3 separate regions of the Mus musculus genome follow, and all the other regions are linked to region 3. The links are chromatin loops, found by intact Hi-C in ENCODE. Cell type or tissue: heart. All regions are shown on one strand.

Region 1 (8,000 bases), 380 kb after region 3:
AGTGTAATTAAAGCAAAGAAGGAAAGAGCAGAATGGGAACCAGGCAGAGATGCAGTCTACCCAAAGGTAAGATTGAAAAGAAGAGAGTGAGCCCTAGAGAGTTTGTACACAGGCAGAGCTGCAGAGCAAGAGTCAGAGGTGGCATTAATTACTGAGAGGACCAGGCCAACTGTTACATCATACCCTGCCCACCAACTGCTCTAGCTCCTCGGTATTCAGGAACAGAAGTGTGACTACTGTGAAGTTGTTCTCAGGCAACTGACGAGCATTCGGCTATTTGTACCATGCAATTCTACAGGCCCTAGAGGTACCAAAACCTTCAGCAGTGTTAAACGGGCTAATGTGAAGTTATGACTGAGACCACAGCGAGAGGAGAGCATGCTCGCCCCAGAGTACACAGCAGCCCCAACCAGCAAATCCCTGCCCACAACATCACCCTATCTGGTACTAGCTCTGCCAGATGTTTTAGAAAGCAGGTGCCTCTTTCTAACCTTTGCCCTTGGGCTACTTCCTGGATCTGGATCCCTTCCCCACAGTCTACCTGTCTTCCTTGGAGGCTGGACTCATCTTGGCTCTGCAGCACTAAAAATCCTTTAATGTACCTGGCTATACTGCTCTTACTGCCCTGTGCCTGTGCTCCAGGCTTAGGACCTGTTATGGGCCCCAAGGCCATCTGCATCATGCATGCTGAGTGGGCCTGGGTGCCAAGCACAGCACAGCACAGCACAGCACGCTCTTGGGCAAAGCTCTGCTTGCATCTGCTGGCTCACAGGGCCTGGATGGACTGTCTACTTGCACTAGAAAGGCAGTGTACTCAGAGAAATTCTGTCTGCTGCGGCCACTCAGACTCATTTCACATTGTGTGGTTTGGGCCACAAATGAAGAACCAGGTCATAGTTTTCCTTCTTTGGGGTCTAGCTGAGGCAAAGAAAAAGAGTGATATTCTTTCCCATTTACCTTTTTTCCAATAAGCCCCTAAATCTGATGCATGCCTCTCTAAGGGAACAAAACAACCCTGCTCTGAAGCCCATACCTGGAGAAAAAGGATCTGATGGTGGCAGAAAGAACTGGTGAAGGGCATGGCCCCATTAGGACTGCTGGATGGGACGGTGGTAGCTGGCTGGCTAGTAGTCAGATGGACAACGGAGTCTGGGGAGAAGCTGGGGTGGGCAGAGTGCTGGGTTGGGGGAGCTGTTTGATTTCAACAGAATCCACAGTTGCAAAGGACTCAGAAAGAGAGGGCCATGTGCATGAGTGTGTGTAAGTCAGTAAGCAGGGCTGCACTGCTTTGATTGGTTTGGCCAGATTGACACTTGGCTGGGTCCTCCCGGTTCTGGTATGTGTGCCTCTCTGTACGTATGAGCTAGCAGTTGCTCCTCAGACTCTGAACTTAGGGTCTTTGTGTCTCCTCCCTGCCAGTATTGGGATCACAGGTATGCACCACTTCTGGTGTATGTGGTGCTGGAATTGATCATGCATGCTAGGCAAGCAGTCTATCAAGAGAGCTTTACCCCAACCCCCTCTCCCCCCAGAACTCTTATTTCTCTATTTGTAACTGGCTGCTAGGAATAGTCTGGTATAAATCCTTCTAGATCTTAACCAATATCTTACTACATACATGGAAAAGATTTTATTTATATTTATAAATGCTTATTATAAAGATTATAGCAAAATATACATTAAAAACTATCACTTGGGCTGGTGAGATGGCTCAGTGGGTTAGAGCACCCGACTGCTCTTCCGAAGGTCCAGAGTTCAAATCCCAGCAACCACATGGTGGCTCACAACCATCCGTAACAAGATCTGACCCCCTCTTCTGGAGTGTCTGAAGACAGCTACAGTGTACTTACATATAATAAATAAATAAATCTTTAAAAAAAAAAAACAACAAAACTATCACTTTAGTCTGGCATGGTGGTTCATGCCTATAATCCTACCACTTGGGAAACCATTACCAACCACTTGGGAAACCGACGGAGCCTTGACATCAGTTTGGTGCTAGTCTGGGCTACTGAGTAAAACCTTGTCTCAAAAAAAACAAAAACAAAAACAAAAAAAAAAAAACCAAATCAAAACCAAACCAAGCAAAAACTAAAATACCCTCCCCCCAAACAAACAAAAACCAAAGGGTGTGGAGTAGGGTTTGGACGGGTAGCTCAACTGGTGATACTTGCCTTGAAGGCACAGGCCCTAGGTTCCTCGATAAAACTGGACATGGTGGTGAACACCTACAATTCCAGTGCTTGGAAGATAGAGCCAAATGGAGATAGATTACAAGTTCAAGTTCAATCTTAGCTATATTATGAGTTGGAGGCCAGCCTGGGCTCCATGAGACCCTGTCTCAAAACAAAACAAAAATGCCAAAACACACTTTAAGACTATGTTTCTTTCTATTGGTGCTGGAAATTCAACCTACAGAACATATGCACGCTGAACATAGATGGACTCCACCCCAGCCATGTCTACACCCCCCCCCCCCACTATCTTTCATGGGCTGTTCTGTGCAGCCATATTATTGTGCTGCCATTTTTCTTTTGAAAGGGATCCTAAGCTCCATGTGGTCAGTGTCCTGGCTGTTTGTGCTCAGCAGGCCTGCATGGCCACTAGAGTGAGGTAAGCAGCCTGAGGTCTGGGGGGATCACACAGGAAATGAAAACTCTCCCTTAGTACACTGGGTAGCAAAGACAGTCTTCCAGAAAAGACTGGCTTCAGGCAACATCACAGAGGAATTCTGCAAATTAATCTGTTGTGGGAGGTTAACAGTTATTAGAACAATTGTTTTGTTTATGTCTCAGAACTGTGTGGGAAAACATGCCATCAGGTCATACTGCAGTTGAAAAAAAAACCAGGTGGTAGGAGGAAAGTGTTACTCTAAGGTCACAAATATTAGTTGTCACCAAAGCAGGACTCAGTTGAGGAATCTGGTGCCCAGTGACTTGGCCACTTCCATCCCAGTTTGCCGCTGAGTAAAAGTAAAATTTGACGATGGGAGGAATATGAACACTGAGACCATGAGGTAGAGGCAGCTCTCGTTCAGTTCCTTAGGTGGGAACAGTTCACAGGGCTGTCCCAGGGCACATTGTGAACACATCTGTTAATCAAGGGGCCTAGAAATAGGCGGCCTTGGTAGGGCAGACCACTGCCTTCCACTGGGCCTCACTAGATGTTAGTCTGCAGAAATCCTTACAATCCCTTTTCTCCTCATTATACGGAGAGCTTAGGGGGCTGGCCTGAGACCACACAACTGTAACGGTGAAGCCCAAGGCTCTCAGGACTGAGGCTCTACTGCAATCTAGCCCAATGGCTTCAGCCTGCGTCTTGAAACCAGGTGGTAAGTAAAACACTAGCTTTAAATACACTTAGGGACGCCACTGGGCTGGGCATTCAGGTTGAAAATGTGGTCCCAGTCCGGGTCGTCACTAGTAGGGCTGAGGGTAGGGCCGTGGGCCTAGCCCTCATGTTTTGGAAGATAAGAGGGAATGATCCTTGAAAACAGGATTGTCACTCCTTGGTACTGTTTTGCCTCACAGCTCTCAGCCTCCTCCTGGACCTCGGTTCAGACACAGCCCTGGGGGAGGGTGTCAATGGATTCCCAGTTCCGTGCCTTTAGTTTCCGACGCCTTGCCACCAGGGCCCGGCGGCGGCTTGCTCAGATTTTTTGCTCACAGCTATCCCCCAAAGTCCCATGGGCTCAGGCACCCGAAACCGGTCTTGGCCTTAGTGCTTTCTCACCTCTCCATTTCGTCCTCAGTCTCATTTCACTTTCGTGCATCTCAGGCCCCCACATGACCCCCACCCTAGTCCGAGTCTTCCACCCTCACCCTCGCTCTTCATCCCTTGCACCCCGCGGGCCTCACCTGCCAGCCTGCCGCAGTGCTCCCCACGAGCTGCTCTGGGCAGCCCCGCCTACTTCCCGTCCTAGGCGCCGCAGGCTCTGCGCAAGCGCAGTCGGGCCTCGGGCGCACCTCTGCTGCCTCCTGCTGGTCCCTCTGCTCTCTTGTTTCAGGGACGACAAGAGCCCCAATAGCCAGTGCGTTGCTACACTTCTCCAGCCTTGACTGGGCAGAAAGCAGTCCTTGCTTCACAATGCTCAGTCATTGCTTCACAACGTGTGTGGTGATCAGTCTCAGGGCAGTGATGCGGCTTCATACTGCTCAGGACTGGCCACCCATCAGAGACTTTAGAAAATATTTTCATGTATAACATTATATTCATTTTATACCAATGAACGTGTACACTGCCTGTGTACAGTGTGGAGAGTACCCCTTCAAGTTTCATTGTGGTCCTGCCCACTTAACCACAGGCCCCAGGGGCTTTGTGGTTAAGGGTTCCAGGCCCTTTGTGCTCAGCAGGACTGCATGGCCACTGAGAATTCGTTGAGCAGCTTGAGCTCTGGGGCTATAAAGCAGGAAATGAGACACTTTTCTTAGTGCACTGGGTAGCAAAGGCAGTCTTAAAGACAAGGTTGGCTCCAGGTTGTCACCTGGCTTTTAAAACAATTGTTCCGGCATGGTGACGCAAGCCTTTAATCCCAGCATTTGGGAGGCAGAGGCAGACAGATTTCTGAGTTCGAGGCCAGTCTGGTCTACAAAGTGAGTTCCAGGACAGCCAAGGATACACAGAGAAACCCTGTCTCGAAAAACAAAAACAAAACAAACAAAAAAACCCAATTGTTTGTTTTGTTTATGTCTCAGAACTGTGCTGACAAGCACATGCCATCAGACCCCATTGTCTTAGGAACTTGTCACCTGATTAGGTTTCAGGGAACCCATGAGCCTGGGGAACCAATAGATGGGTGTGTGTACTGGCATGGTGGGGAGAATGTCTGTCTGCTACGCAAGTAGAGTCCTGGTTCATTCAACCTGATTAAGGTTTGAGGTCATTTATAACCTGATGAGGTAGAGGGTGATACAGAGAAGACAGCAAAAGCAGGCACTAGGAACCTGGCCCTGTTAGGCTCTAGGCCAAGGACATATCTGTAATGTACCCTTTCCTGAGGTTGCTGTCACCATGATTGTCTTGTTTGTAGTCTACTATGCCAAAGCCTTTACTCTTGTTAAATTCCCAATATTAGCTATACCAACCAGCTTAGCTCAAACCTCTTCATCAAGACATGCCAAGCTGTGGGGTAGAGCCAGGAGGTCTCAGAGTGCTCAGTTCCAGGTCTCTCATCTGTGTCCTCTCCCAGTTCCCAAAATCCTTTCCCAGAAACCTGTTCTGAGCACTATGAGAGTGAGTGCAAACACTCCCTACCACACTAGCCTCTATCACTCAGAGACTGGCTGTATTACTTAGGCTTTAAAAATCTCAGGAAAGGACCTCAAACCCTTTGTTCTAGAATTTCCAGGCTCTTTACAATGGGGGTACAACTTGGTAATACTTCTGCTTAAAGGGAGCTGTTATGATTTGAAATCTGGAAGTCTCTTGAAAACTTGAGCTTTTGGGAGGTGAATGGATCATCAGGACGCTAACATCAGCAGATCAGTCTATTGGATTCATCATTCATAATAATGACATTATTAGGAGACAACGAAAACTAGGATGGAGGAAGGTCATGAGTATGTGTGCCCTGCAAGAGTGTATAGCTCTAGTCCCTGGAAAGGTCTATTTTGCCAGTCTTTCCTCTCTCCTCTTCTTAGCTACCAGAGATGACTCAAACTGAGCCCAAATCCATCTTTCTTCCTTTAAATTTTGCTCAGGTGTTTTATCACAGTGAGGAAAGGTGATTAATGGAATTTTGGCTCTCTCTTGGATATTAATTTTTCCCATAGGGCTAGAATGTATAGAAGAGGTCCACGGTGCCTTCTACAGTGCTGGGAGGATGTTGTACTTGACGAAACAGACTTCCTCATGTTAGTATGCACCACAATCTCAAGGTAAGAGAAACGGGACCTGCAGTGCCTGGGGGACAAACCACTGGAGAGCTAGCCTGTGAGATCTTGCATGCCTCCCACAATACAGGTCGCCCTGCAGCTCTGATCTCATCAGCTTCCAGAGCAGAAAAGGTGATGCCTAGGAACACAGCTGCTAAGACAGTTCACCTCTAGTCCTAATTGTTCTTGGCTGACAGGTTAGCAATGATAATGAGGCTGTACTGATGGGTGTGTGTGTATGTGTCTGAGGGGGAAGGTGACGGGGTCAGGAGTTTATAGAGTACAGCTTAGATAGCTAAGGGTATCTGCTAGAGTTCCACATAAAGGGGGCAACCGCAGGAAAAAACAAAGGGTACATTAAGAGGCCCATGTAGGTTGAAACCTCAGTATAGAATTTTAAAGATGGAATAACTAGTCTGGGTTTAAGGCCTGTAGGGCAGTCTTTCCCCAAGCCCAAACTAACCACATAACTGAGCTGTTTGTGTTCCTGCAGTCTGCTCACGATGGAATTGGGCCAAATGGGCAGAATAGCAAAGTCACAGCCTTGTGCTAGGTACTCAATTGAGATGTAGCTTATTCAGGTACCAGATTCTGACTGGAGTGGAGAGGATAGATTCCAAGTGTCTGTTCTGTCCTGTAGCTTATTACTTCTGTGCCACATTCTAACAACTTCTATACAGCTTCCTGGGCCACTGCCTGTGGGAAGCTTTCCCAAGGTATCGTCTTTGGTTGTATGGTCTTTTATGGTTGTCAGGGTTCAGGTGAAAAGTCTTGGTGGGGCTATGTGGCCAGACAACCACATGAACAACTAGTTGCCTTATGGCTTTCTGATGAGTCTCCCTGTCCTGTGTAACTGTGAATCTACTGCAGATGGAGGAATCCTATGAGGAATGCTGTTGGCCGCCTCTCAAGCAAACATTTTACAGAGCAATCTTAGGCACCTGTCTTGCTAGGCCCCTGGTACCACATGGTAAGACATGGCCAAAAGGCAGTTTCTATCGCACTTAAAAAGGGAAGCCATAATGGGTGGGTGGAGAAGGGAACACAGGAAGGGGTTATAGTCAGAAAAGTGGTCCATAGCTACATTCAGCTGCACCACAGATCAGCCTGCCTTCTAGAATATTTTCTAAACTTGGCTTCTGACCAGCTTCAGTGGAGGACTTAGCTACCTGTCTGAGGCAATACAGACACATGATGAGAGTAAGTGTTAAAATAAATCCACAATGTCACCAGAGTCACACGCAGGCTCGACATGCTTGGAGTTTCTGAGTGGCAGACATACAAATCTGGGTTAGGGATCAGGAAGCTAGGCTACAGGTGCTTAGCAAGGGTCTGGGAAAGGTGCCTGCTCCACCTGGCTCGCCAAGACTTCTCTGGGTTGCTAACGTCCACTTTCCTGCTGTGTTGCACACAGCCACACCACTGCACATGTGCATACTTAGTGTGAGCTACAGACATATTGCTCCCCTAGTCCCAGATGTAGTGCTTTCTTGTTGGCACTGCCATGGTGTGGGCAGAACAGGGTGTACTTTAAACAGGATGGAGGGATAAAGCTGATTCTCACAGGTTCCCACAGACATAGGAACCCTCTGTTTCACCAGTAAAAGGTCCCAGGCTCTTTGTTCCAGAGAATACAAAATAAAAAGCATTTTAATGGTTTCAGTGGCTCAAAGATAACCACGATGTGTCTGGAGTGGGGAAAAGATAGGTTGTCATACAAAGTAAGCAGCCAGAGCTGACATCTTGTCTTTTGGCCGCCTAGGGTTGGGCTTTCCTGGAGGTCTCCGGCCCCGGCCCCGCCCACGACCCTGCCTCCTTCCAGGCCCACCTCGGTGCATGGGGTGGCAGGAGGCTGCATGCTTAAGCTCCACCAGCTCCTGGAAGACGGGGTCACAGAAGATGCAGCCTGTGTGCTGTGTCTCATTGCCAGGAAGGGGAGACTTGGCCTTGTTGAAGTCTACATCGAGCAAGGCAGCCTCGCAGGTGTTGCAGGTGTCAGCAGATACCCGTACTCGGTGGGCATTTTCAAAGCAGTGTGCCACCACATTGCATGTATTGCAGGCCACCTTCCACTTGGGACCAGAAGTGGGGTCCAGAACAAGGACTCCATTCTCGCATTCCACGCAC
Region 2 (8,000 bases), 120 kb after region 3:
CTGTGCATTCTAACATGAAGACACACACACCCATGCACACATACACATGAATGTGCATGCAATAACCTAGGCATAATGGAGTGGAGTAAGCAATGTGAAAAAATGCTCCTGTGATCCAGCAGGTCAACTTTTAGTTGAATGTGCGCCCCAAAAATGAAAGCATGGATTCACACAAACATTTTAAAAATTACATTCTTTTGTGTGTGTGTGTGTGTGTGTGTGAGAGAGAGAGAGAGAGAGAGAGAGAGAGAGAGAGAGAGAGAGAGAGCAAGCAAGCAAGCAAGCATTGAAGGTCAGAGGACAGTTTGAGGGACTACTCAGTTCTTTCCTTCTCCCATGTGAATACCAGGGATCAAGCTTAGGTTGTGAAGCTTGGAGGCGAGAGCTTTTATCTAGCAGGGATCCCTCTGGCTGGCCTAAAACACTAGCATTCATGTTCATTGCAGTTCTTCTCATACTAGGCATGAGAGAGAAGCAACTCAAATCAATGGATGTACATAATGTGGTACCTAGTGTCCTTTCTGTTTCTGTAACAGAGCCACTATGACCAAAAGCAGCACGGGGAGGAGAGTTAATTTCAGCTTACATCATGAAAGGCAAGTCAGGTGTGGGGGCGCACATCTTTAATCCTAGCACCCTAGAGGCAGAAGCAGGTGGATCTCTGGGTTTGAGGACAGCCAGGACTACACAAAGAAACCATCTCAAAAAATAAAAAGAACTGAAGTAGAGACAGCAAAATGGTGGTGTTTATTTTATTGTCTTGCTCCTTGTGGCTTGCTCAGTTTGCTGTTTGTCTTATACACCCCAGTAGCACCATCTATCTGTCCGGGTGGCACTGCCTACAATGAGCTGAGCCCTCCCGCATCAAGTATTAGTCAAGGGAATGCTCTGTAGACTTGCCTACAGGCCAGCAGAAAGTGGTCCCTCTTCCCAGACGACCATGGCCTTAACTTACATCAGTGTGACCAAAGACAACAGTGGTCTTTCCATACAGTGACATACTGTTAAGCCATAAAAAAAGTATGAGCCGGCGTGGTGGCGCATGCCTTTAATCCCAGCACTCGGGAGGCAGAGGCAGGCGGATTTTTGAGTTTGAGGCCAGCCTGGTCTACAAAGTGAGTTCCAGGACAGCCAGGCGATACAGAGAAACCCTGTCTGGGGGATGGGGGGGGGGGGGATGAAGTATGAATATATGGTAGAAGATATATACACCTGATAAATAGGATGCTATATGAAATAATTACTCTCATAAAAACAACATGATAATGTGATTCTGTACACAGCTCATGGATTGTGGATATGTAGCCCAAGTTGGCCTTGAACTATGGACCCTTGTCTCTCTCTCTCTTTTTTTTTTCCGAGACAGGGTTTCTCTGTATATCCCTGGCTGTCCTGGAACTCACTCTGTAGACCAAGCTGGCCTCGAACTCAGAAATCCACCTGCTTCTGCCTCCGGAGTGCTGGGATTAAAGGCATGCGCCACCACGCCCGGCTTTGTCTTATGTTTTTAAGTGATGTAATTTCAGTGGTGATGCTAGCACATCTACTTAGAGCTTATGAATTTGGGAATCTGTGTACCTTGTAACTTCTCAATCAGTACAGCACTTCTGTGATAAGTCCTGTCCCTATAGTTCCTCTGAGCTGGGGTCATTGTTAACAGACAGATGCAGCTTCATAATATGCTTCCCTTCCCCCACCCCCACCCAATGATTAGAAGTGTCCTGAGTAGAGTGTATCATACAAGAGTAGGAACCTGCCACCACTAACTGCCTAGAGAGGTGGCCCTATGTATAGACAAGTATAAAAGTGACTAGGCCTACTCTCTGCAGAGCACTGGAGAATGAGACTGACTGGAGCCAGGAGGTCCAGATACTGTCTAGAAGATGGTCTGTGCTACCCTTGTTTTCATTTTGAATGAGTGAATGTATTAAGTATATAGCAAGCCAGAGTAAAAGAGTAAATAGTGCTGGGTGTGCTGGCACACACCTTTAGTCCCAGACCTCGGGGGCAGAGGCAGGGGAACTCTGTGATTTCAAGAGTAGCCAGGCTTACTTAGTAAGTTCCAGGCCAGCCATGCTACATAGTGAGACTCTTTCAGAAGATGAGGAATGAGGGCTCTAGGTAGTGTGGCACCCACATGAGTGAGGTAGGGCTCCTTTAAAGGTGGCCAGTTGGAGTCTACCGAGGGAAGCCCAGGCAGAGCAGTCTCTTCAGGTGAGAATTCCATATACAAACAAATTGCACATAGAAAGAACTTCAGCACAACAGAAACTAACATATCAGCTGCAGTTCCCGGTTAGGCTTTCTTTCGATGACTGAGCTTCCAGCTTTCCACCTCTTTCCCACTGCAGGCATTTCTGTATGGTGAGATAAAGTAGAAACTTATTGTTGGGAATGACTCACCTTCTGTCTTCAAGGCACAGCTGTGTTTTCTCTTAGGCTTTCTTGTTGTTCTCTACTTGCTGTCACTGCATTGGGAGCATAGTGTTCGTCCTCAGATAAGGGACCTTGGAGGGTACCTGATGTCATCATGCTTGGTTCTGAAATTGGAGGGACAGGCAGCCTCTCTTCCAAAGCCAGCTTCTCAGTGAGACAAAACAGCACATGACAGTTCACCAGTAAAATGTGTGTCCCACCAAGGTGAGGCTGGGATCTGTCAGCCGCTAACTAAGCTGTAATCTGTCTCTCCTGATTACAGAAGTTGAGTTCTGGTGGTCAGAATTTTGAATACACAGAAGGCCACTTTGTCTTTAAAACACATTTGTGGGCATGAGACATAGTTCACTTGGTACAGAGCCAGCCAGAATGTGCTGTGTATGGAGTCACCCTGACTTCATAGAAACAAATATAGTGGCATTGGGCTGTAACCCAAAACTCAGAAGGGTCAGGAATTCAAGAAATTGTGATTTCTAACTACAAATCAGAAAAAGGGAGCGAGCTGGGTTTGAGTCAGTGTAGGGAGAAGTTTCAGTTTCTCTCTCTCCTGAGATTAGTAGCATCTTGCCTGTGCTATTTGAGTCCATTTTAACCCCAATGCCTTATCTTTCTCTTCGCAGTAATCCAGTCCCTCATAGCACTGGTGAATGACCCCCAGCCTGAGCACCCACTCCGGGCTGACCTAGCTGAAGAATACTCTAAGGACCGTAAAAAATTCTGTAAGAATGCTGAAGAGTTTACAAAGAAATATGGGGAAAAGCGACCTGTGGACTAAAATCTGCCATGAGTGATTCCAGCAAGTTTGAGCAGAGACCCCGAGCAGTGCATTCAGACACCCCGCAAAGCAGGACTCTGTGGAAATTGACACGTGCCACCAACTGGCGTCCGCTTGTGGCAGTTACTAACTTTCTACAGTTTTCTTAATCAAAAGTGGTCTAGGTAACCTGTAAAGAAGGATTAAAAAATTCAGATGTTCTAGTTCTGCTTGCTTTGTTTTAAAAATCACTGCTTTAGTCTACTTCAAAAGAATGGCATTTCTTTTCTTGCCCAAATTTACTCAAAGTTGCAGTTAGCCCAGAAGGTTTAAAGAAAAAGGTTGTTGTGGTTTCTTCCCCCTTCCCCTCTCCCCACTTTTCGATTCCCACTTCCACAGACCAAGGCCCCAGCTCCCCACAGAGGTGGCCGCAGCACTGACAACGTTTCCTGTGCCAACACTGCCTGTGGGTAATGAGTAGCTCACGCACCCCATTCCAGCTTAGTGATGTCTTTAAAAAATTATAAAACAGTATCAATGCCCTGTCCCAAAGGAACATCCATGCAAACAAAGAGAAGCCGTCTTTACGTAAAATTTTAGCAAAGGGTTTCCACAATAATAATAGACCCGACAGACAGACCCCCATGGTCCCTATCTGTAGTCAGACTGTGCTGGCTGGGTCTCTGCAGGGAACCTGTTATAGCAGGTTTGTGGTGACCTTGGAGGGAGGGTCTGCCAGCAGAGAATACAGTGCGCTTGTGTGATGGACTTCTCACAGTCAGCAGCCCTTCCTGAAGCTGTGGTAGACCTGGTCATCACAGACCAAAAAAAAAAAAAAAGGCCAGAATATTCTTTTGAAATTTCAAGCTTCTCTACCACCAAGCTCTGATAGGATGTGCCAAGGAGAGCTCCCACTCCTGAGCACAGCAGGCCACCACTGCCACCCTCCTCACGGCTTACCCTCAGCGGGGTCAGCCACGATGGCTCTGCCTCTCTCAGAGCAGCTGCTGGGACAGCCCAGGAACAGGGTGGCTTTTCCCTCCCTCTGGACTCCAAACCTTTCCAGTCCGGCTCCACTTGAAGCTCACTCAATATCCTTTCAGTGTGTTTTATATTGTTTTGATTGCCTTTTTTTTGTAGAAATAAAATTTGAGCTTAGAATTTATCATCAAATGAACTCTGTCAAGATTTGAATGTTAAATGTCTTTTCAAGGGAAGTGGGACGGACTGTCCTTGACGCAGTAGTGACACCCTGAGGAAGCTGATGGCCTGACTGCCCATGTTCACCAACTCACTTCTGCTACTAGGGGTCTAATCCTGTGGAGAAGATTGCCTCAAGAAACCTTGCTTTCTGCTTTAACCTTAGTTCTATAACTTCCGGGCTACCTAGGCTTACAGACTTGGGAGACAGCTCTGGGTTTTGCCTATAAAAGAAGTAAGACATGTCCTCTCAGGCAGTGTAACACTATTTAGTTTTCCAAGTGTTTGGCTCCTGTGATGCATAAATGAACTATGCTTTAGTTCAAGTTATGCATGGGGCAGGTTTCTGGAGACTTCCATATGCCCAGGATGGTCAGAGCCCTGGGCCTGTGTTTCTACATCTGTCTCTTCATTGGCAGAAAAGTGACAATGGATTTTATTTCACTCATATTCAGATTTGTAATAAAATGCCAAACTCTGTCAGAATTGTCGAAGCAAACCACCATTTTGTTCATGTTGCTTTTCTGAATCTAGAGATAGTCCAGCTGTCTCATTGCTTAGCTCTACCTGCCTGTTACCCGTCACTGCTCTCTGCTCACTATGGGAGGGTACTCTTATGCCAGCAGCCCCTCTCAGGGACTCTCAGCCCCATTGTTGACAACCATGGCCTGCCCTGCCTTGGAGTCAGTGGTGTCCCTCTGGGCTTGCATGCCTTGTCCTGTCCAGCCCTGCCCTGAGCAGGCTTTGAGCAAGGTGGCAGGGAGACCTGTGGAGCAGCCACCCACGCCTGACCCAAGCTGGCTCAGGAATCCACATCCCCCTGGTTCCTTGAAGTGCCCGGGTCTCGTCCTGCTCTTCCCACAATGGCAGAGAATAGGCTTTCTAAGATGCTGTGACCCCATTCTGTCCTTAATAAAAATGTTCTCAGACATTAGATTGGGTGTATGGGTTTCTTTGGGGATGGCCATTGCTGGGGGGTGGGGAGCGGCTATTTGGAGACTAGAGAGTAGTGACTGGGCCTCTAATCTTTCCTCCACTTCTCAGCCTCTAAAAGAGGTGTACAGGTGGTTCTGTCTGCCAGGTAGAAGTAGATAGGGGAGTCAACACTGGGAAAATCTCAAGAGACCCCATGGCTATCAAGGAGACTGGCCCCTTGTTACTTCCATCCTTGTAGCTCCAAGAAAGTATGAACTTAATTTAGCAAAGTTGAGAAGAACAAGTCAAGAAGAGAGGATTGATCAAGGTCTCAGAACGCAAGATTATATATCTTAGGCCTTTTCCTTGAATCCTAGTCATTATCTGGAGACTCTCTGAGGTTCCCAGAGAGCTACTGCTAAGGCACTACAGCATGCATTAACCTCAGTTGGGCACAGGCCTGTGACATGTGGGCACCAGATGGAATTGAGGGTACCTTCTTAGTTGTATCTGCCGATCTTGTAGGAATACATCCTAGAATGTCATGTTACCTTTGCCTCCAAACATTCCTGGGGCACTGCTGGGTTTGAACTTCCAATCATACTCCTTCATTCACTCTCCCTCCCCAGCATGTTTCTCAAGGGAGTGCATAGTTCATAAGTCCCATATCCCCTTTATCCTTACCTTTTACTCCCAAGGCTCCTGTGGCCAAAGACCCATGGTTCCCCCACTGCTGAGTAAGCAGCTTGTAAGGCACTCAACTTTTATTTGGTGTGTCGTTTTCTCTAGCCCTACGAGATGTGTCCCCACACAACATGCTGTGCAGTCTAGTTGAGGGAGAAGTCAAGTTTGGCTTTTCCTGCCCTGCTCATGTCCAGTGTGAGCAAACAGTACTACCCCTTTACTCTCAGTACTACTACAGAGAATAAGGCTGAGGAAGAGATTGACTGCAACAGGGTGCCCAGCCCAGGCTATGCCTGGTGAATGGCGTTTCCTGGATGACTACACAGTTCAGTTCTTCAGACAGCAATCCTGGGAAAACAGAGTACAGACCACATACCCAGTGCTATGCCCAAGGTGCAGGGAAGGAAGCTTTCAGGGGACCTTCCTTTTCCTCCAGTGTGGCCTAGATCACACTGATTTTCCGTTTGTAAGCTGGGCAGTATCCCAGCAGAACAGAACTCGGCAAAGCCTTCTGAGCACTCCGCTGTAGTCACACTCCAAGAGCTGTCTCTAGAAACATGAGGAAGTGAATAGAAAACTTGGTCACAGACATTGCAGAGTTGAACCTGCCCAGGCCAAGGTCCAGGAAGGTTATAATAGACTGGAGCCTATCAAGGGAATGAAGGCAAGAGAGGAGGAGCCATTCCTTCTGAAAGCCACAAAGTCTTACCAGGCCATTACCAGGCCAAATGAGAGAGAGCTTCCTTTCCTCCCAGCCCCCAGCTGCAGGATGGATGTAAGTCATGTCAAGTTCAAAGCCCCGCTCTACAACTCCCACTTCTAAGTCTAGTGGGGGCCTGGGACATGTAAGGGCTGGAGGTGTAGTTTAGTTGATAGGAAGCCTTGGGCTTAATCCTAAAACCATGTTACCTGGGACTGACGGGCAGTGCACACTTGCAATCCCAGCATTTGAGAAGTGGAGGCAGAAAGACCTGAAGTTCAGTGTCATCATTGGCAATATGAGTATCAAAGACAGCCCAGCTGTCTTGCCTAGCATGCGTGTGTGAAACTATAGACTCAGTCCCCACTACCAAAAGGAGGATCATGTTTTCCATCCTCAGAAACAGTGTGAGGTGTGCTCTTCCCTTCTACTCCCTACTGCCCACAGAGCATCCATACGTCATCAGACATCGCTAGAATCCTAGTTTATCATGTCAGCAGAAGACTACTTTCCTGGGGAAATGTAACACTCCTTTTTCCATCTGTCCCCTGAAATGGCTTACATATAACAGATTACTTTTTTCCCAAGACAACTAAAACGACTTCTATAGCATGTATATAAAGTCTGTGTGGGTTTGTGGCACCCAGATGAGGACAACTTTTAGAAGTTGATTCTTACCTTCCACCAGAATCCCAGGGATCAAACTCAAGGATTTTTACCCAACTGAGCCCATCTTGCTGCCCCTCCCCCCAGATAACCTCTTTTTAAATCAAAATTATGGTTATCATGTGCCTCCCCAGAGCACCCTAATGAATCTTGTCCCCCTCCCTTAAGAAAGAGAAGGGCCGGGCATGGTGGCGCACGCCTTTGATCCCAGCACTTGGGAGGCAGAGAGGCAGGCGGATTTCTGAGTTCTAGGCCAGCCTGGTCTACAGAGTGAGTTCCAGGATAGCCAGGGCTATACAGAGAAACCCTGTCTTGAAAAAAAAAAAAAAGAAAGAAAGAGAAAGAAAGAAAGAAAGAAAGAAAGAAAGAAAGAAAGAAAGAAAGAAAGAAAGAGAAAGAAAGAAAAAAGAATGGGGGTGGAGAGATGGCTCAGCGATTAAAAAACACTGACTGCTCTTCCAGAGGCCCTGAGTTCAATTCCCAGCAACCGCATGGTGCTCAAAACCATCTATAATGGGATCGGATGTCCTCTTCTGGTGTGTCTGAAGACAGATACAGTGTACTCATCATATAAATAAAGACATTTAAAAATTCATTTATTTATTATCTGTAAGTACACTCTAGCTGTCTTCAGACACTCCAGAA
Region 3 (8,000 bases):
TTTAAATTGGAGCAGAGCCTGCAGTTCAGTGGTTAAGGCACTTGCCTGCTGTGCACAAGGCCCATCCCCCAAAGCCCCCCAAATATCAGTCAGATGGGACTGGCAGCAGGGTGGGGGTGAGGTGAAAGGCTAGAGCAGTCACCCCAAGGACCCTGGCACCACTCTGTCTAGTTTTGTTTGCTTTTTGCTTTTTCTAGACAAGGTTTCTCTGTGTAGCCCTGGCTGTCCTGGAACTCACTCTGTAGACCAGGCTGGCCTCAAATTCACAGAAATCTGCCTGCCTCTGCCTGATGAGTGCTGGGATTAAAGGTTCGAGCCACTACTGACCAGCTGGCTTTGGCTTTTTGTAAGATTATATGAGTGTCTGCATGTAGTTTGTGCACTATAACTTTGGTGGTCTGGCACCCATAGACACATTTGTTTGAATGCTTGGCCATAGGGAGTGGCTCTATTAGAAGGTGTAGCCTGTGGGAGTAGGTGTGGCCTTGTCACAAGTGTGTCACTCTAGGGGTGGGCTCTGAGGTCTCAAATGCTCAACCTGAACACTATGGCACACAGTCTCCTTCTGCTGCCTGTGAATCAAGATGTAGGACTCTCAGCTCCTTCTCCAGCACCATGTCTGTCTGGACACTGCCATGCCTCCCACCATGATGATAATGGGCTAAACCTCTGAAACTGTAAGCCAGTGCCAATTAAATGTTTTCCTTTATAAGCATCGTCATGGTCATGGCGTCTCTTCACAGCAATGAAACCCTAAGTAAGACAATGACTATACCTGGTGCTCAGTTAGGGAACAAGAGGGCAGTAAGAATCCCTGAGCAGGAATTCCGGGATGTTGTCAAACACTGTGTGTGAATATTGGAAATTGACCACCCAGTTTCCTGAGACAGTTCCCATTAGCTGGAGCTCACTAATTCACACTTGTCTCTACCTCTCCAACAAGGGGTCACTGACATTACCACCACATCCAGCCTTTTTACATAGGTTCTTAGGGTCAGACACAGGACCTTATGTTTGCAAGGCAGTGAGAGACACCAGTGCATACAACTGATAGGTCGCTGCACGCTACAGAACCTAAACCACATCAGGTGCTTTCTCCAAGTTAAACAGACCATTCCAAGGTACTTTACAGACCACTCTGTTAGGCCGTTAAGGGAGTCTCCAATGAACTTAACAGAAAAAGCTGTAATTGTTTAAATGCTGTGGTTATAGCTTAGCATTCACAAGTGCTGAGCTGAGTTCAATCCCCAGAACAGAATAAACCATCCCTGGTGGCTCATGCCTATAATCCACTCAGGAGCAGGGAGGTAGGTCAAGGTCACTCAGCTGTATAGTGAGTTCAAAGCTGGGATGAAACCCCACACACCTATAAATAAACAAGTAGTCTAGAGTTTATTGGAAATTCAACCCAGATTAATTTCCACTCAGCAGGGCAATCCTTATCTACTGCATGTTCCCCACAAAGCCCACGGTGGCAAGCATACACTACCCGGTGTGTTCAGATGCTGTGAGGGAGGTATGGCGAACTCGAACCTGCCCAAGAGGGAACCCCAACGTTGAAGTAGATCTGGAGTAACTGTGCATCCGCATCCAGGGAAAATAATCCACCCACTACGGAGGGGACCCGACAGGCCAGCACCCACACCCATCCTACCCAAAGCTCAGGTTCAGAAGAGCCCCCTAGAGGGGTCAGGCTGCGGCCTGGACACAAGCAGCCCCGCCACAGACAGGCACCCCTGCACTCAGGTGATATCGGAACAGACGAACTTCACCCCCACCCTTTTCATATAAGCAGGCACCCAGAAAACACAAAGGAGACAGAGGTACAAGCGGCCAAAGCCGACATGATGCACTCTAGGCAGGCAGCAATCCGCGCGCACGCAGCTCAAGTAAAGGCGACAGCGTGTAGCGCAGCCGGCGGAAGACCGCGTCAGAGCCGAGACTCTGGAGCCCCGGGCCAACGGCGTCAGGCTTCGCCAGCACCACGTAAATCAGCGGCAGCACCAGGAAACCCAGCGGGAGCAGCAGCAACGTCTGCAGTGCGCTCAGCGCCCACAGCCTGCAGAACCACCAACGGACAGGTGGGTGGTGGCTCTGGGACCCGGAACCCGGACCGCCCAACCCCCACTAGCCACTCACCTGAGGCTTCCCGCGCCTGTACCACCGAACAGTCGCTTTTCCTGCAGAGAAAGGGCTGTATCCAGTTTTTTGCCTGGGCAGCCGCTAGGCTCTAGCCAAATCTAGTGGGCAGGTACCAGCTTCAGCCCGCGCTTCCCAGCCCACGCTCACGCAGTCAGCCCTGGCCACCTCCTCCATGAGTGAGCCCGCGCAGTCCTGCACCGGACGAGGCTCTGAGTTCCACCTGCAGGACAGGCGCGGAGATGAGCCACCAGGCTGGGCCTAGCACCTTCCGACGCCCTCCAAGTCCCAATTCTTACGGTTCCGAGCCACCGCGCGTAGCCTCCAGCGCAGCTGCTGCCTCCATCACTTTCCCCTGCAGCTCCTGAAGGATGGCAATAGGGATTCAGGGCAGAGGATGCGCTACATCGCGAGTCAGAGAGTAAGGAAGAAAGAGTCGAGGCCGCAGGGCATTCGAAAGAGAACCGCTGTCAGAAACGAGGGGTCACACCTGCAGGACTCCACTCTGCTCCTGGAAGCTGGCCCAGGCCTCTTCTGTCCGCTGCGCACCCTAGAAGCCAGGGGCTTGGTATGAGCATCGCAATGACAGGCCCTCCCCACACGCCTTCCCCCCCCCCCCCAGAGTCCAGCGCCATTCGCACCTGCCGCAGGTCCTCTGCCTGCATGCTGAATTTGGCCTCCGCCAGCTCCAGATGTTTCTTCGGGAGGATTCAAGTGATGTCAAGAACCTGAAGTCCTCGCACACCACTGGGCCTCGAGGCTCGGTCCCCGGCCTTGAAGGCTGATACTCTGCCCACAAATGCACATAACCCTGCCCACAGCCATACTCCGCCCACAGCCCCGCCCAAGTACCTGCAGCGCCACAAGCTGGTTCCCTAGTTGCTGCTCCGCTCGCTGTTGACTTAGCTGCTCCCCTCCATAGTAGAAAAGCTGGGGACCGAACTCGTGAGTGCCTGGCTCAAGGATCTTGGGGACTAGGGCATGATCTGAGACACTGCACGTACCTGACTGGACAGTTCCTCCCACTGTTCCTGCAGCTTCCGATTGTGTTGCTCCTGCGAACAGGGTCCAGGCTGTCTAGGCCCCTCCTCCAGCCTAGCCACCCCGGGAGCCGCCTCTTGCTCTTGCCCGCACCAGGTCCTGCCGGTGCTGCTCCGCCGCCTCCAGCAGCCCACGAGCCCGCTCCGCACGCTCCCGTGCCGCCTCACATGCCTCGCCTCGAATGGCTCGTGATGCTTGACTTCGTCTCCGCTGCAGGCTACACGGGGGAGGGGGAGAGGGGGCGGAGAATTGGTCTGGGATAAAACCAGGGAGCAAGATATTTTGGGAAGGAGCCGCCACCAGCCTGAGAGTTCCAGACTAGGGTCCCACTGCCTGGAGCGAGACTGCCAACAAGCCTGCCGGGGCCTCGGTGCCCTCGCACCTGCGCTCGCGCTCCCGCAGCTCCTCCAGGCGCCCGGTGAGGCTCTCGCTCTCGGCTTCCAGCCCACGCACCAGCTCTTCTAGCTCCTGCTTCCGCAGGCGGCCATCTCGGTTGTCCTTCTGCAGCTGCAGCAGCTGCTCCTGCGGCTCAGTCATGGCTCCAGAGCTCCGCCCCGACCTCCACCGCCTGGGTAACTTGGTGGCCCGCGTCACAATAGGCAGCAGAGGGCGCCCGAACCCAACCGAGACGGATCACGCCCGACCAATTCAGGTATACAAAGCCGGGCTTGGTTGCCCACATCTGTAATTCTATCTCTTGGAGGTGTGAGGGCACGAAGATCAGGAGTTCAAGGTCATCCTTTGCTACATACGGAGTTTGAAATTAGCCAAGGCTACATGCGGACCTGTCTCAAAAAAAAGAAAAACAAAACAAAAAACAAAAATATCACAGTCCAGATCTGATTGGTAAAAAGTTACTAAAGTTCTAAGGAAGGACCAGACTTGATGGTCCGTACCTTGTAATCCCAAAATACTAGAGGCTGAGGCAAGATCACCTAGAGTTCAAGGTCAGCCTAGAGGTCTAAACAAGACCCTGACTCAAAAGAAAATGAGGGCCGGGTGTGGTGGCCCACGCCTTTAATCCCAGCACTTGGGAGGCAGAGGCAGGCGGATTTCTGAGTTCAAGGCCAGCCTAGTCTACAGCCTGAGTTCCAGGACAGCCAGGGCTACACAGAGAAACCCTGTCTCGAAAAAACAAACAAACAAACAAAAACCAAAGAAAAAAAGAAAGAAAAAATGAGAGGGTTTGAGAGATGGCTCAATGGTTAAGAGCACTGACTGCTCTTCCAGAGGTTCTGAGTTCAATTTCCAGCAACCACATGGTGATCCACAACCATCTATAATGGGATCTGATACCCTCTTCCGGTGTGTCTGAAGACAGCTATAGTGTGTGAGTGTGTGTGTATGTGTGTGTGTAATCTTTTTTTTTTTTTTTTTTTTTAAAGAAGGACTGAAGACATGGCTCAGCGGTTAAGAGTATTGACTGCTCTTCTAGAGGTCATAAGTTCAATTCCCAGAAATCACATAGTGGCTCACAACCATTTGTAATGGGATCTGATGCCCTCAAGACAGTGACAATGTACTCATATAAATAAAAATAAATAAGTCTTTAAAAATAAATAAATTAGCCAGGCGGTGGTGGCACACGCCTTTAATCCCAGCACTCGGGAGGCAGAGGCAGGCGCATTTCTGAGTTCGAGGCCAGCCTGGTCTACAGAGTGAGTTCCAGGACAGCCAGGGCTATACAGAGAAATCCTGTCTCAAAAAAAAAATAATAATAATAATAAATAAAAATAAATAAATCTTAAGAGCCACAGTAGCTGTAACTACTGTAACTACAGGCTAAACCAGGTGTGCCTCACCTTAGATTCTGAGTGACCAAGCAGGGAGTGCTAAACTTTTGAGAAAAACATTTTTTTGTTGCTGTTGTTTTTTCGAGACAGGGTTTCTCTGTGTAGCCCTGGCTGTCCTGGAACTCACTTTTGTAGACCAGGCTGGCCTTGAACTCAGAAATCTGCCTGCCTCTGCCTCCCAAGTGCTGGGATTAAAGGCATGCGCCACCGTGCCCGGCTTGAGAAAAACATTTAAAATTAAAATTTTTAATGTTTTTCTCCCCCATGTGCTATGAAACTTTGTCGTGGTCTCAGTGGCTGGATTTTCCCTAGCATAGTGCCGTGCTGAGTGGTGCTGAAGGACCTGGGAGGACCTGGGTGCTAGGGTGGCCTGATGGTCTCTTTTCTCCATGGTTTCAGCTCTAGAGAACCTTTGATTGGGCTTGTGTGGTATGAGTAAGAAAAGGAGGGATGTAGTTTTGTGATCTAGGGGTTCTGTTAGCTCAAGGGGTCTCATTCTGCAGCCAGGCTGGTCTTGACACAACCCCTTACTTCCCTAGGAACCTGCTTAATCATTTTCTTCAATTTATTTCTCTCTCTCTCTCTCTCTGTGTGTGTGTGTGTGTGTGTGTGTGTGTGTGTGTGTGTGTGTGTATACCACATCTGTGCAAATGCCTCAGCAGTCCATCAGATCCCTTGAAGCTGGAATTCCAGCAGTTGTGAGCCACCTATGTGGGTGATGGGAACTAAAGTCAGTGCTCTGGAAGAGCAACAAGTGCTCCTAACTGCACACTGGACCTTTTCACACTCTGTGGTGATATAATCTCTCTAAAGATTTTAAGAAGCTAATTTATTCCATAATTTAGAGGACATACTTTCTGGATGCTGTAATAAACCATTACAGCTTCATTAGATAGCCTGGGGCAGGAATCCTGCTGCAAATTCATAGCCAGCCTTTGCTACAGGGTGAGACTTTGTCTCAAACAGCCCCTCCAAAAAAACAAAAACAAAAACAATGAGTGCTTTTTGCTATGAATGGGCTGGGATATTGGTCAATGGAATCCCTGCACACACAAGGTTCAATTCCCAGTATCACGCACCAAGACATCAATTATTGATTTACAGGAAGGGCTGTGGGTTTTGATAGCTCTGGCTAAGCTGGGATTCCCCAGTGCTGTCAACATAACTCGGATTCCCAGACTCCAGTGCTGCCTCATCTCGTCCACACAAGAAGTTCAAAGCTCCAGGCCTCTGAAGCCCTTCTGGCCCCAGTAATTTGGGAGAAGGTGTGAATACTTGATTTTTGTATTTTCTGGGCTGGGCTGGAGGTGAGCCTCCCAGACAAGTGTCTCCCTCTGAGCCACGCACCCCTGGGCTTCCCTCTCCGTGCCTTTTCTGTTCACAGGCTCTTCCCAAAGCAACTCTCCCTCAGCCAGCGTCCCTTCCTCCCCTTCGGCCTTTGACCGCTCACTTCATAAGCCACCCAGCACACCTGCAGCTTACTTACTGAGTTTTGCTAATCTAGGATTCTTTTTTCTTTTGTTTGATTTTGTTTTCTTTTATTACCTTGGAGACAGGGTCTCATGTTACTCATACTAGCCTGAAACTCAACTGTGTACCAAGGATGACTTAGGACTCCCCCACCTCCACTGCCTGTGCTCACACCACAGGCTTCACCTCTGGGGCTGGCCTTTTTTTTTTTTTTAATGGTCAAATGTGTTGCTTATAAAATAAAACAAAAATAAGGTTCTTGCTAAGTAACCTTGGCTACTGTAGACCAGGTTAGCCTCCAAACTGGCAATCTTATCTTCGTGTCCAAAGCTTTAGACCACCATCCCCAGATAAAAACTGGCAGAAGAAAACACTGTTTCACACCAAAAGGTAGCCAATGGGGCAAGGTAGAGAAACCAACTTAGGATATGGGAAAGGAAAGGAGCCCCTCCCTTCCTGAGATCTCTCAACTGCTGTCAACACTTGCTGTGGAGGGTCTACACACAAATAAATAAGCCCTTCATTTATAGATACTGATTGCTAACGTAGTAATGAACTAGGCTTATGTGTGACCTTGAGTGGGCATACACACACTCAAAAATGTATGCACGTGCAAGAACATACACACGCACGCACACGCACACACACACACACACACATGAGCATCTCCGTTAACTCTGCTTCTTGTCTCATCAGCAATAGCCTTGTCAGGTGCCCCTCTGAAAACACCCTGTGATCTCCCATCTCAGGCTCTTTGGGCCAGCCTTTGACGATAATAGCTTCAAATCCTACCTGTGACCATTGTAAAGAATGACATTTGACTCTACCTTAAAAGCCATTGTTGAAACCGTTCCCTCAGAGAAGTTCCTCAAGACTCAATGTTCTAAAGTGAAGCTGTTAAGACTCAGGAAGTCTTGGGAGACAGAGGCAGGCGGATTTCTGAGTTCAAGCCCAGCCTGGTTTACAAAGTGAGTTCCAGGACAGCCAGGGCTATACAGAGAAACCCTGTCTCGAAAAACCAAAAAAAAAAAAAAAGAAAAAAAAGAAAAAGACTCAAGAAGTCAAGGGCTGTAGGGAGGTGGTGGCACACACCTTTTATCCCAGAGCTTGGGAGACAGGGGCAGGTGGAACTCTAAGAAAGTTCTACAGAGTAAGTTCCCAGATAGCCAGGGCTACACAGAGAAAACCAAACCAAACCTAATCAACAAAAGACTCAGGAAGTGCCTGAAGCTGACCAGATTCATGAGACCCTTCCTTCCTCAAGGTTCCATGAGTAAAATCCTGCTGAGACAGAGACCAGCCAAGCTACCTGGAAGAGGTTCAGACTAACTCAGTTTCCTAGAAGAGACTCTACATCTGTTGAGCTGCCTGCAGGCTGTGTGGTACACTGCAGTTCCCAGCTTTCAGGAGCTGTCACCCATGCCAGGGTGGGTTTTCTGAGGTGCAGCTGTCTTTGAGTCATTTCTGTTCCTTTTAGGCGACTCAAACTTCTTTGGTTCGCTGCCTGCTTCAACACGTGGGGCTTTGACGGCAGCATGCACGCTTTGGTTTAGAGCC

Evidence for each region. A loop is a pair of places that touch in the nucleus more often than their neighbours do. Peaks named below come from ENCODE experiments on the same cell type or tissue, not always from the same donor. Only the 100,000 strongest peaks of a DNase experiment are listed, where the experiment ranks them.
Region 1: it touches region 3 in a loop (2.8-fold over the local background); 5 of 42 quality-filtered maps call a loop at or near these places.
Region 2: it touches region 3 in a loop (2.5-fold over the local background); 7 of 42 quality-filtered maps call a loop at or near these places.

What each region holds. Positions count from the first base shown.
Region 1 is chr16:16,892,482-16,900,481 of GRCm38, reverse strand. It overlaps Top3b (topoisomerase (DNA) III beta), which reads right to left. Exons shown (of 18, transcript NM_011624.3): 18 at 7,496-8,000. The coding sequence ends at 7,586. It overlaps Ppm1f (protein phosphatase 1F (PP2C domain containing)), which reads right to left and starts at 4,013. Exons shown (of 8, transcript NM_176833.4): 1 at 3,858-4,013. In heart, a CTCF peak has its summit at 3,980 (motif pointing left); DNase peaks (open chromatin) are centred at 3,861 and 7,891; H3K4me3 peaks cover 1,353 bases; H3K27ac peaks cover 1,714 bases.
Region 2 is chr16:17,149,339-17,157,338 of GRCm38, reverse strand. Ube2l3 (ubiquitin-conjugating enzyme E2L 3) reads left to right here. Exons shown (of 4, transcript NM_009456.2): 4 at 3,057-5,324. The coding sequence ends at 3,211. Among named protein-coding and RNA genes, the nearest start is that of Ydjc, 6.4 kb to the right of the region's middle. In heart, no CTCF peak of the experiment used is centred here; no DNase peak of the experiment used is centred here.
Region 3 is chr16:17,272,031-17,280,030 of GRCm38, reverse strand. Tmem191c (transmembrane protein 191C) reads right to left here and starts at 3,731. Exons shown (of 10, transcript NM_177473.3): 1 at 3,563-3,731; 2 at 3,274-3,397; 3 at 3,144-3,194; 4 at 2,992-3,069; 5 at 2,781-2,837; 6 at 2,630-2,689; 7 at 2,439-2,503; 8 at 2,290-2,362; 9 at 2,140-2,180; 10 at 1,370-2,059. The coding sequence starts at 3,717. The coding sequence ends at 1,855. In heart, a CTCF peak has its summit at 3,776 (motif pointing right); DNase peaks (open chromatin) are centred at 3,150 and 3,740; H3K4me3 peaks cover 2,485 bases; H3K27ac peaks cover 827 bases; H3K27me3 peaks cover 2,858 bases.